2 separate regions of the Homo sapiens genome follow, and region 2 is linked to region 1. A link is a loop called in an ENCODE intact Hi-C map of the cell type or tissue named here. Cell type or tissue: HepG2. All regions are shown on one strand. Region 1 overlaps RGS12 (regulator of G protein signaling 12). Region 2 overlaps RGS12 (regulator of G protein signaling 12).

Region 1 (5,000 bases):
TTACTATGGTCTGATGCACTGTTTTCCGCCTGTATAACTCGATTCTGTACATTCGGCTTTTCTGGATGTGTCTGAATTGTTCCATGGAACCAGAAAACTTCCCATACTGTGACTTAGAGCCCTGTACTGCCCTGCTCAAGCCACTAACTGTCACATTGACATTCCTCTATAATACGGTGCGCACTCGTAATACTGGACACCCTCTTCCTATGTCTCATTAAATTCAAGTACTTTTCATCAGCTTCTACTTCCAGGCAAACCAAACGGGCTTCCCATGAGGAGAAGCAATCACACCACAGGAGGTTTTTCTTTACCTTTTTGGTAACTGGCCTACGAAACAAAGATTTTATGTTTTATCAAGATAATTTCCTGTGTTGTCTTTATTAAGTTTTTTATTTTGTAGGAAAACTGAGCTTTGAGTGGGTTGTTTGTTTACATTCATGGAACTCCCTGTGTTGCTTCTGAAGTCTTTCTCATTCTGGTTAAATGAATGACTATTATCTAATAGTGACCTGTGCTCCTGTTTTGATCAGGCGTTTTAAATCTTTTGGCATCTTTGATGGGCTTCCCCAAGATATAAATTCTAAATTAAATCTTTTTGACCCATAATTAGCTTTAGTATTTTCCAGTCAAGCTTCTGGAGAGCCTCAAAGGACGTATCTCTCATCTTACAAAGACTTATCTGGTACGTCTGGTAAATGATTAGGCTTATCTGGTAAATTGTATAAAAAACACTGTAAAATGATACGTGATGCTAGACCTTCTTTCAGTTACATTTATGGGTGTGTTTTTATAGGAATGTTCCAAAATTGTATAAAACTCTCAGAAACCTAATATGCCATAACTCTAGTTATTATGTTGTATGCTACAGAAATAGCCAGATTTCCTTGTCAATTGCTAATTATAATGAACTTCCACCAGATTTTAAACCATAGCTATTCTGTTTTCCTTATCCATTGTTATTGTTTTGATTTTTCTCTAAAAGCATTTGCAATCAGATTCATGGAAAAGACTCTAAGAAGCACTCTTAAATACAGGTTTCTAATAACTTTAAGATCGACAGACTAACTGAAAATTCTTCAGAACTCTAATAAGGAAACAGATGAATTTGTGAAACTACTTATCAAGATCAAGCAGAACAAAAATTAATTACATGAGATTAAATAACTGATGAGATGTTTTTATGACTTTTATTTGAAACATTGTTGGTTCTTTACTTAAATGTTTTGTTTTCCAGATCTAAGGATGTTTTCTTTCTTTCTTTTTTTGAGACAGAGTCTCACTCTGTTGCCTAGGCTGGAGTGCAGTGGCGGGATCTGGGCTCACTGCAAACTCCGCCTCCCAGGATCACGCCATTCTCCGGCCTCACCCTCCCGAGTAGCTGAGAATACAGGCGCCCACCACCACGCCCGGCTAATTTTTTGTATTTTTAGTAGAGACGGGGTCTCACCACGTTAGCCAGGATGGTCTCGATCTCCTGACCTTGTGATCCGCCCACCTCAGCCTCCCAAAGTGCTGGGATTATAGGCGTGAGCCACCGTGCCTGGCCAGAACGTTATCTTTCTTAAACTGTTTATAACTTACAGCAATCTGGTAAAGTATACTTCTGTGAAAACAAAAGTAAAAACATTTGCTTTTTCTCCCTACTCGATCCCTCCAAAATTTGGAAACTGTTCACATGTATTCTTATGGCAATGTGGTTATTTACAAAAAAAAAAAAATCTGTTCCCTCTTTGTAGCAGGATACAACTGAGACCAGTGGTTCTGTTCCCAATGCCTTGTCTGGAATCTCAAATTTGAGAACGTGCATAGAATACCCTGCTTCAAGGGTTCCTAGACTTACAGCGGGTAAGTAAAAACTGTCACTTCGTATCAGGCCCAGAAACCTTAAGACTGTAGGCAAAATCTATAGTCTGCCTTGGTTTGGCTTCCCAGCCTCAGGAGGTTGTTAAAATCGGAGTGATTTTTTTCTTGTGTGATCAATGTAGAGAGAAGCAGCCATGTTTCTGAAGAAAAGCTGCAATACTCCTGTTATTAGACTGGAGCCCTGTGCACTGTTTCCAAGCTCCTCAATTCTTCCAGCTTCCTCCCATCCAACTTTCTCCCATAGAATCACTAAAAGCAGAGAACTACTCTATTCCTGAAGCCCTATAAGCTGAAACTAAATGTTAAGGGACAAAATCCCATTCCTGATGCGTGGGCCACACCAAGAGTTCACCAAACCACTGATGCCACAACCAGAGACACTTAGACCACAAGACAGGACTAGAAGCCGACAGCTTCATGCTGTGGGCAGCTTCTCCAAGGCACTGGAATAAGAGTCCATATTATAAAGACACATTTACCCCTCTTAATGCCTACCTTTTTGACTCGGCAGAATAATGGTGTAATCGAAATTTCACAATCAGTAGCTTCTGCTGGGAACTAGATAGAACCCTAAGAGATCCTTGAGTCCCCCTAGTGGGTGACTTTGGGAACATCCCTAATACAACTGGTGCTCACTCTGCTTTAATCCAACTCAGTCATGGGACACTAGATGATAAAATTGCTCTAAATTATCCATTGCGTAAAGAAGGAAATGTCTGTGCTATTGCTGATACTACCTGCTATACCTGGATAAATTCTTCTGGGAAAATTAAGGACCATATACCCAAAATAAGAAAACAGGTCGGGGCATGGTGGCTCATGCCTGTAATCTCAGCAGAGGCGGGAAGACAGATTGAGCCCAGGAATTCAAGATCTGCCCGGGCAACATGAGAAACCCCATTCTCCACAAAAAGGAAAAAGTACACACACACCAAAAAAGGAAACAGGCCATATATTATAAAAAGTCTCACCCAATTCCCTATGGTCATTTGATTTATTCAACTGGTTGTCTTTAAGCCTATGTTCATGACTCAAAACATTATGCAAACTAGGATTGTCATATTATTATTAATTTCACTCTGCATTTTCCCTTTATAAATTTTTTATCTGTTGCTTAAGTCTCTGCAGAAGTACAACTCCTAACAGAATCGTGCTGGCCCAGCGCGTTGAGATGATGCCAACACCCATGGAACAGACAAAACCGTACTTAACAGTGGACTCAGGTAGACTGCGCCTGAGGGCCACTCCCTCCACACCTCCCTGGTTGCTCAAATGTGGCTAAATGAGCTCTGACACTGACTCCTGGTCACCAGTCACTTCCTGATGATGTGGAACCAGACCACACCAAACTGGGACAGCTCCATCCCAGCACCAAGGGGCAATCAAAGCCTGACTGCAGGATGACTGGTCAGCTATGCTTTTGGAGAAAGATCTCAATTAAAAGGGGGAAATGTGAAAGTTGTCAGAAAGAAAATGGAGTCACTTGTATTAAAAACCCTAACAAAGTGTTACAGAGCCAGAGAAGGCCAGGAAGGGAGGGTTCTCATGCTCATAGACCTGATAACAAATCCATCACAAAAGACTGCAAAACCACAACCTTGCACACAGGCCATCTCAGCCTCACATACAAAAATATTCCTCTGAGGACATCTGTCCCGCAACTGCCTGTCCAACCTTGGACTGGTCCCATCCTTGTAAGATAATTATCTCAAAACAATCCTGTGATCCTCCTCATTTTTCCTTGAAAAACTGCTGTCTTTCTTGACCTCCCTGAATATTCATAGTTTACTACAGCATGCATATTCTCATTGCAATGCCTATTCCCAAATATTAATAAATATCGTTTTCTTACAGAGAGCCTTCCTCCGTGTTATTCAGGACGATGGGCTCAAGAGGCAAACCACCCCTCACTTGGGAAGGCTGCTCAGATCCCTCTCCAAGGAGTCATGGAAGGCAGCCAGCAGCGAGCAGGGCCCACACAGAAAAGGACAGGCAGCCCTGCCACCTGGGCCATCCTCCTTGGCCCCAGTAAGAGATTTACAGCCAGGAAGTTTAAGGTGTGGGGCAAAGACAGCAGGGACCACAAGCCATGTGGAAAGCAGCAGGGCCCTGGTGGAGATGGAGCATCCACTGGGGACACCCAGTGATTAGACGCTGGAGCTGTCTATCAGGAGCATGGCACTGACCCTGGCATGGGGCACACCCAGCAGCAATCCACCATGAGATAGAAGTTTACACCCAGCAGGGAAGGGGCAGGTTGTGCAGAGCACGTGGCCCAGACCCACATATCATTCACCAGGGCACCAGCACAGCTCTGTCAGCCCAAACCTAGGGCCACACAGTGAGTTCCTCATGACCAACAGAAAAGGAGGAAAATGAACAGGACTTGTGCACAGATGGTCAGCTCAGCATGGCAGTATGAGCCAAAAATGGTCCCGGGGTCCTCAGCCTCAAGCTAGGCCCTGCCTTAGGTAGCACACACCCCTTTTGAGTCTTCATCAGCAGCATGAGCACCCCATTGCAGCCGATTCTGATTGCTGCCCGCCCAGATACAGCACGCTAGCCCTGACCTGCCCTCGAGTTCCCCGGAGAGACCAAAGCTAAACAGGCCATCCAAGGGCAGATTCCTATTTGCAGCCACAACGTGCCAATCCCCAGGACCCCTGCCATCCCTGAAGCCACCTTTTCTCCTGGAAGAGCAGGAGCTGGAGCAGTCACTGTGGACGGAGTCTGGCCACACCGCTCATGCAGATCCTTCCCAGCTAAGAACACTCTCGCCCGTCCCACACGCGCTGAAGGAGACATGTACAAGAATGCCGTAAGGGCAGACTCTCTCCCACTCCCACTGAGTGTCTATCGATAGCGGAAGGCATCAATCATCGTCATATACTCATAGCAGAATGCCATACAACAAGTAAAAGGACTGGACTGAAAGTCCAGGAGTAAATCTTGAAAACATGACACATGTTCTAGAATAAGACATTAATAAGAAGACATAGAATACAGCTGCACCTGTATAAAATTTTAAAACATGCCAAATGAGACAGTCAAAGGATCAGTGGTTGTCAGAGTTCAACGGGAGGGTGCAGGGTAAACAGGTGGGGCATAGAGGATTTCCAGGGCGGCGGCTTTCT
Region 2 (5,000 bases), 62 kb before region 1:
GCCCAGAGCCGGCTACTGCTGCCGGGGTGCACTTCGTTCATCAGCCACGGTGAAGCTGTAGGACCTCCCGCCCAGTGCTGGGAGACGGAAGACCAGAGCTGGCTGGACAGCCCCCCCAAAGGCACAGAATACACAATGGCACGCCCTGCACCAGAAACAGCCTCGGGGGCCGATCCTGTTCTGTGTACATTCCAGTGCATGGGCACATACTACCTATTTAAAAAATAAGATCATGCAGGCTGGATGATCACTTGAGGCCAAGAGTTTAAGACCAGCCTGGGCAACACAGTGAGACCCTATCTCTACAGAAAATGAAAATAAATTAAAAAATTAGCTGGGCAGGGTAGCAGGCACCTGTGGTCCCAGCTATTCCAGAGGATGGCTTGAGCCCAGAATTCGAGGCAGCAGTGTTGCTAACCTTGCTATATTTTATGCTGACAAATGAGGCAATCCTCATGAATGAAGTTTCTGCATTATGAGCACCATGACATTTTTCCTCCAGCTTTTTTTCCTGAGACAATAAAGGCTAGCTGAGAACTGAGGGAGAAATAGACGTTAACTGGCCTCCAGGGAGCAAGGGAGAACTTCCATGACAGGACAAGCCACGCTGAGCTGGGCAGAGCAGGGAGCCAGCACGGAGCAGCACGAAGTTCACCCTGGGGGACAGTGATGAGCAAGAGACTGCAGGGTCCCTCTGGCTGCCTGGAGGGTGGCCTGGAGGCTGCCTAGGCGAGGCCCAGCTGAGGGGCCCTGGGAAGAACCAGGACGGGAAGACAGGGGAGGCAGAAAGGAGGCTGCCCCACTGCACGCTGTGGCTGGCACAGCTCAACCCCCCACGGTTGCTGACGCTTTTGCTCCTCAAACAAAAGGTGTTTCAATTCCAACACACAAGCACGGTGACGTGAACCGTCTGCCTCCCTTGCTGCCGGTGGAGGGGAGATGGGCCTCTCCCTGGTACCATGTGGAAGTCCCACACCAGCCCCCGGGCCCACCTCCCCTGTTCCCTGGCCACTCCCTAGGCCTTGCCGCCTCCCTCAGCAATGGGACCAGCTACCCACAGGGCTGCTCTCCCCATTCCCACACTGGTGTATTTGTGGAATGAATGAATGGTGACTGATATAAATTCTGAGTGAAAGATGACTGGTGTATTGACTAACATCATGTTCAAAAGTTTTGGCAGATACTAATTATTTTCTAAGACTCACAAATCAATAACTGACCCTTTAAAAGTCTAATCAAGAAAGAAACATGATTGTATTTTAAACAGTAAATGATGACCTGTCTGGTGTGCTCGGCTCCCCTGTGCCTGGTGTGCCCGCCCAGGGAATCTGTATTCCCTCCCCAGTGTGCTCCTGCTCCTGCCCTTGGGGTCCTGCAGAGGCAGATGCTGTGTACAGGAAACCACATGGCAGACCCTCCTGAGAGAGCACAGCCTCGGGTACAGAGGAGCACGGCAGAGAGCAGATGCAGGCATGGCTTGGGGGCGGTGTGGGTGCCAGACCCTCTCCTGGGCCTGCCCAGGCTCCAGGACCCACTCAAGTGAGAGTTGCTTTAGCTGCAAATAAACCATTTCCAAGGAAGGGAAAGAGGTTGCAGTCCATGCTCTTCTCTGGTATTGCAAAGACAGGAGGCGTCACCTTGCCAATTGCTCCCAGCACTGCTGGGGGTGAGAGCCACGCCCCCTTCACACAATCTCATTTTGTAGCTTTCTGCTGACATAGGAATTGTGCTCCAGTAATTCCTCCCAGTGTGAGGCCACAGCAAGCGGGGGCCTCAACTCAAGCACAGGAGCCTGGAGAGTAGAGGAAGCAGACACATTACCTGGAGGAGCCGGAAAGAGAAGCCTCTGGGCCACAGCCCCGGCTGCCCATGCCACCCCTGCCTAAGGATCAGGACAGAAAACTCATGACCCAGCTCCTCAGCTTCCCGAGGGCACAGACGGGACCTGCTGGGCACGTGGACCCTCCTGAGTCCAGGCACTGAGTCCAGCGATTCGCAAAGGACAGTGGAATCTCCAGCAACACACACGTTTTTCAAAAACTGGCTACCGGAAAACGTCCACCCGGAATTCTTGCAATCATAAGCTCTCCTGGTGAATTTTTACGATTCCATCTGGACAAAATTCATGCAGGTGACTTGCAGAGGAACACAGCAGAGCCAGGTGCGAGGCAGAGCCCCCTGAGCACCATTTTTCTTTGCTACGTGGCTCAACACACACGGAAAGTCGTCTCCTCTCTAACACTCACTTTCAATTATGGATTTCACAATTCACAGCACTTTCATGTGCTCTGGAGTTGTTCTCGTCACGTGGAAAATAGTGCACAGTCACAGAAGGCCTGACCTTGAACCCTGAGCAGCACTCACCTAAAATAAAATTCCTTGCACAAGCCACCATTCCGACCCCAGCTCCAAGGCCAGAACGCGGGAGGGATGCCACCACGTCTGTAACTCACTGGCCTGCTTGCAGTGGCTTGCCTGATTCTCTGGTGCTGAACACGTGAGTCAAACCCACACTTGTGATCTAAGCCAAAGAAGAAAAGAGATCCACAAAACACAGCCCACATCCCAACACCACCTTAGAGAACACGGTCCAGTTTACGGTATTGTTGTGGGATTTTTTCTTTCGACTGACCCATCTGAGTCAAAGAAATGCTTTCCTGGTGAAAAAGAGTTTAAAGTCTGTTTAGATTTGCTGCTAATTGGAAAAGCCGCCATGTATATATTGGTGGGTCAAACATGTAGGTTACGTTACAAATGTTAATACCGTAAGATGAAAAGTTTGCAGTTAGTTCTGTAACACACGGCCCGGGCCCGTTGTTATCTCATCCAAACCGTAACCTCAAACACTCTGACTCTTTAAGTCATAACTCCAAGTCAGATCACGAAACACGTCACTGCACAGGCACCCCTATGGGCCCCTCATCCCCGACACAATCCCGCTGCGGCAAACATACCTGAAGACCACATAAGTCAGTGTGCCCCTGACAACGCGACAAGGTACGCAGATGGGGACAAGGGACTTTACCTGGGTAGAGCTGATAAGAGCCACTGTGATGCCACTTAACCAAATACTTCCAACCATGCACTGCAAACCACCCCTCTGAGTCCATACCAGGGTCAGCCGGCAGAGCCCGGGCGGCCCCGAGCAAAGGCCTGCGTCCCACACAGGGACATTGCTCCTGAGCTCACACTCCCAGGAGGCCAATTATTGCAGTTTCTCCCGCGATCCCAGCACACGGCTGACAAAGACGGCTCTGCCCTGCCTGCACGCAGGCTCACGGATGGGAAGCCAACAGGAGACGTCGCACGAAGCCTTGCCGAAGACGCATGCATAATTCACAGCAGCCCCTCAGCTGCTGCCGCCACGGAGCCTGAATTATTGAAGGCGGGCCGAGCACAGCTAGGTGACTGCACGTGGCATAAACACTGCAGATGGAACCCCGGCCTCCCAACACGCTACTCCACTTCAGCAATTTGTGCTTTATTAAACAAGCAGTGGCAAAGGAAAAAAAAGTACTTGTAGGCTTTTTGTATAGTTTTTAACTCTTCTTTCCACATGTAACTTAAATTAAAAAATTTTTAGTCCCATAAATATAAAACCTATCTTTTTATAAGCAGGTGATCACTCAAACAGCGTGTTATCAGGAATATGTATTTAGTTAGGAAATAAGCAACTATACCAAACTGGACCACCTGTGAACCATAAGGAACATTTTTACAACCAAGCAAAATATGCCAACTCACAGACATTTCTGAACAACCTGTGGGCATCCTGGAGGCGGCCTGCCCACCACATGGGGTGGTCCCTTTCCGAGGTGGGGTGCCACACCCACCTCTGTTGCTCCTGCCCCCAGGCCGAGCAGGGCCTCATCTCTGAGAGGATCTCCTGGGTCTTGGTTCAAGGGTTAGGAAACATCCGCTAACACCACAGGTGAGGCCCAGCAAAGTTCCCTGGAGAGGGCGGGTGACACACAGTCTCCATTTTTCTAGGACACTGCACTCTCTGCAGTTAGGACAGAAGCGGCCCCCGACAGCAACTGCAGGAATGGGCATGGCCATCCCACTGACACTTCATTACACAAAGCTGGTTGGTGGCAGGGTTTGGCTGAAGGCGCTGTTTGTTGACCCCATCTACTGACTCCCGGATGGACACTGCCACACAAGCAGCTCTAACTTGATGGAAGCTCCACTACAAAGGCATCCAATCAAGCTCCACATTTTCCAAGAAAAAAGTCCTGGAAAGGCTGTAGAAGGCAGAGCTTGGCCTCATTCGGCCCACCCGTCCATCATGTGCTTCTTGGCCTCCAGTTTCTGAGGCACAGGAAGCCCTTCTCCCCCATTCACAGGGCGGCCCAGGCAGGAGGCGTGGGTGCAGGCTCTGAGCCCGCCCTGGCCGGAGTTCTGCACTCCTTTCTGGCCGGTCACCTCGGCGGGGCCCCACAGTCCCGTGGGCCTCAGTCCCCGTGTCCATCTGCGGCTGGCAGGGGCTTGCAGGGCTGTTGTGAGGGCCAGGAGAATGAAGATGGGCAAGTGGCCGAAGCCCAGATGTAGGCACTATCAGTGCAGCTAAATGTGCTTATGGGGGAGCCGGGACATACGAGCACCGAGATGCCACAGGAAACCTTTGTTCACACCCAAACCAGCCCTCTCCTAGACAATGTGTGCCATCCTTTTTGGGGGGGCAACTTTTTCTTTTGAAATAATTTCAAACTTGCAGAAAAATTATAAGAATAATAAAAGGGACTCCCATATCCGTTTGCCCAGATTCACCAAATGTCCGCATTCTTCCTGCTTGCTGTATCATCCCGTCCCTCTCCCTTCCGCCCATTCTCCCTTCCTCTAAACACGTTCACACCTGCACACACGCAACCTTTTTCCAGACTATCTGAGATTAAGTTGGAGACAGCATGCCTCTTTGCCCCTAAACACGTCAGTGTAGATTTCCTAAGAAGGTGGACATTCTCTCATAACCAAGTACCGACATCAAAATCAGGAAATTT

The links. Hi-C counts contacts between places; a loop is a spot of excess contacts. Peaks named below come from ENCODE experiments on the same cell type or tissue, not always from the same donor. Only the 100,000 strongest peaks of a DNase experiment are listed, where the experiment ranks them.
Region 2: it touches region 1 in a loop (6-fold over the local background); 1 of 110 quality-filtered maps calls a loop at or near these places.

Annotation. Positions count from the first base shown.
Region 1 is chr4:3,343,712-3,348,711 of GRCh38, reverse strand. The region is part of intron 3 of RGS12 (regulator of G protein signaling 12); the gene reads right to left. Among named protein-coding and RNA genes, the nearest start is that of RGS12, 53 kb to the right of the region's middle. In HepG2, a CTCF peak has its summit at 2,450; a DNase peak (open chromatin) is centred at 2,431.
Region 2 is chr4:3,405,599-3,410,598 of GRCh38, reverse strand. The region is part of intron 4 of RGS12 (regulator of G protein signaling 12); the gene reads right to left. Among named protein-coding and RNA genes, the nearest start is that of HGFAC, 34 kb to the left of the region's middle. RefSeq lists an enhancer at 344-1,251. In HepG2, no CTCF peak of the experiment used is centred here; a DNase peak (open chromatin) is centred at 2,338.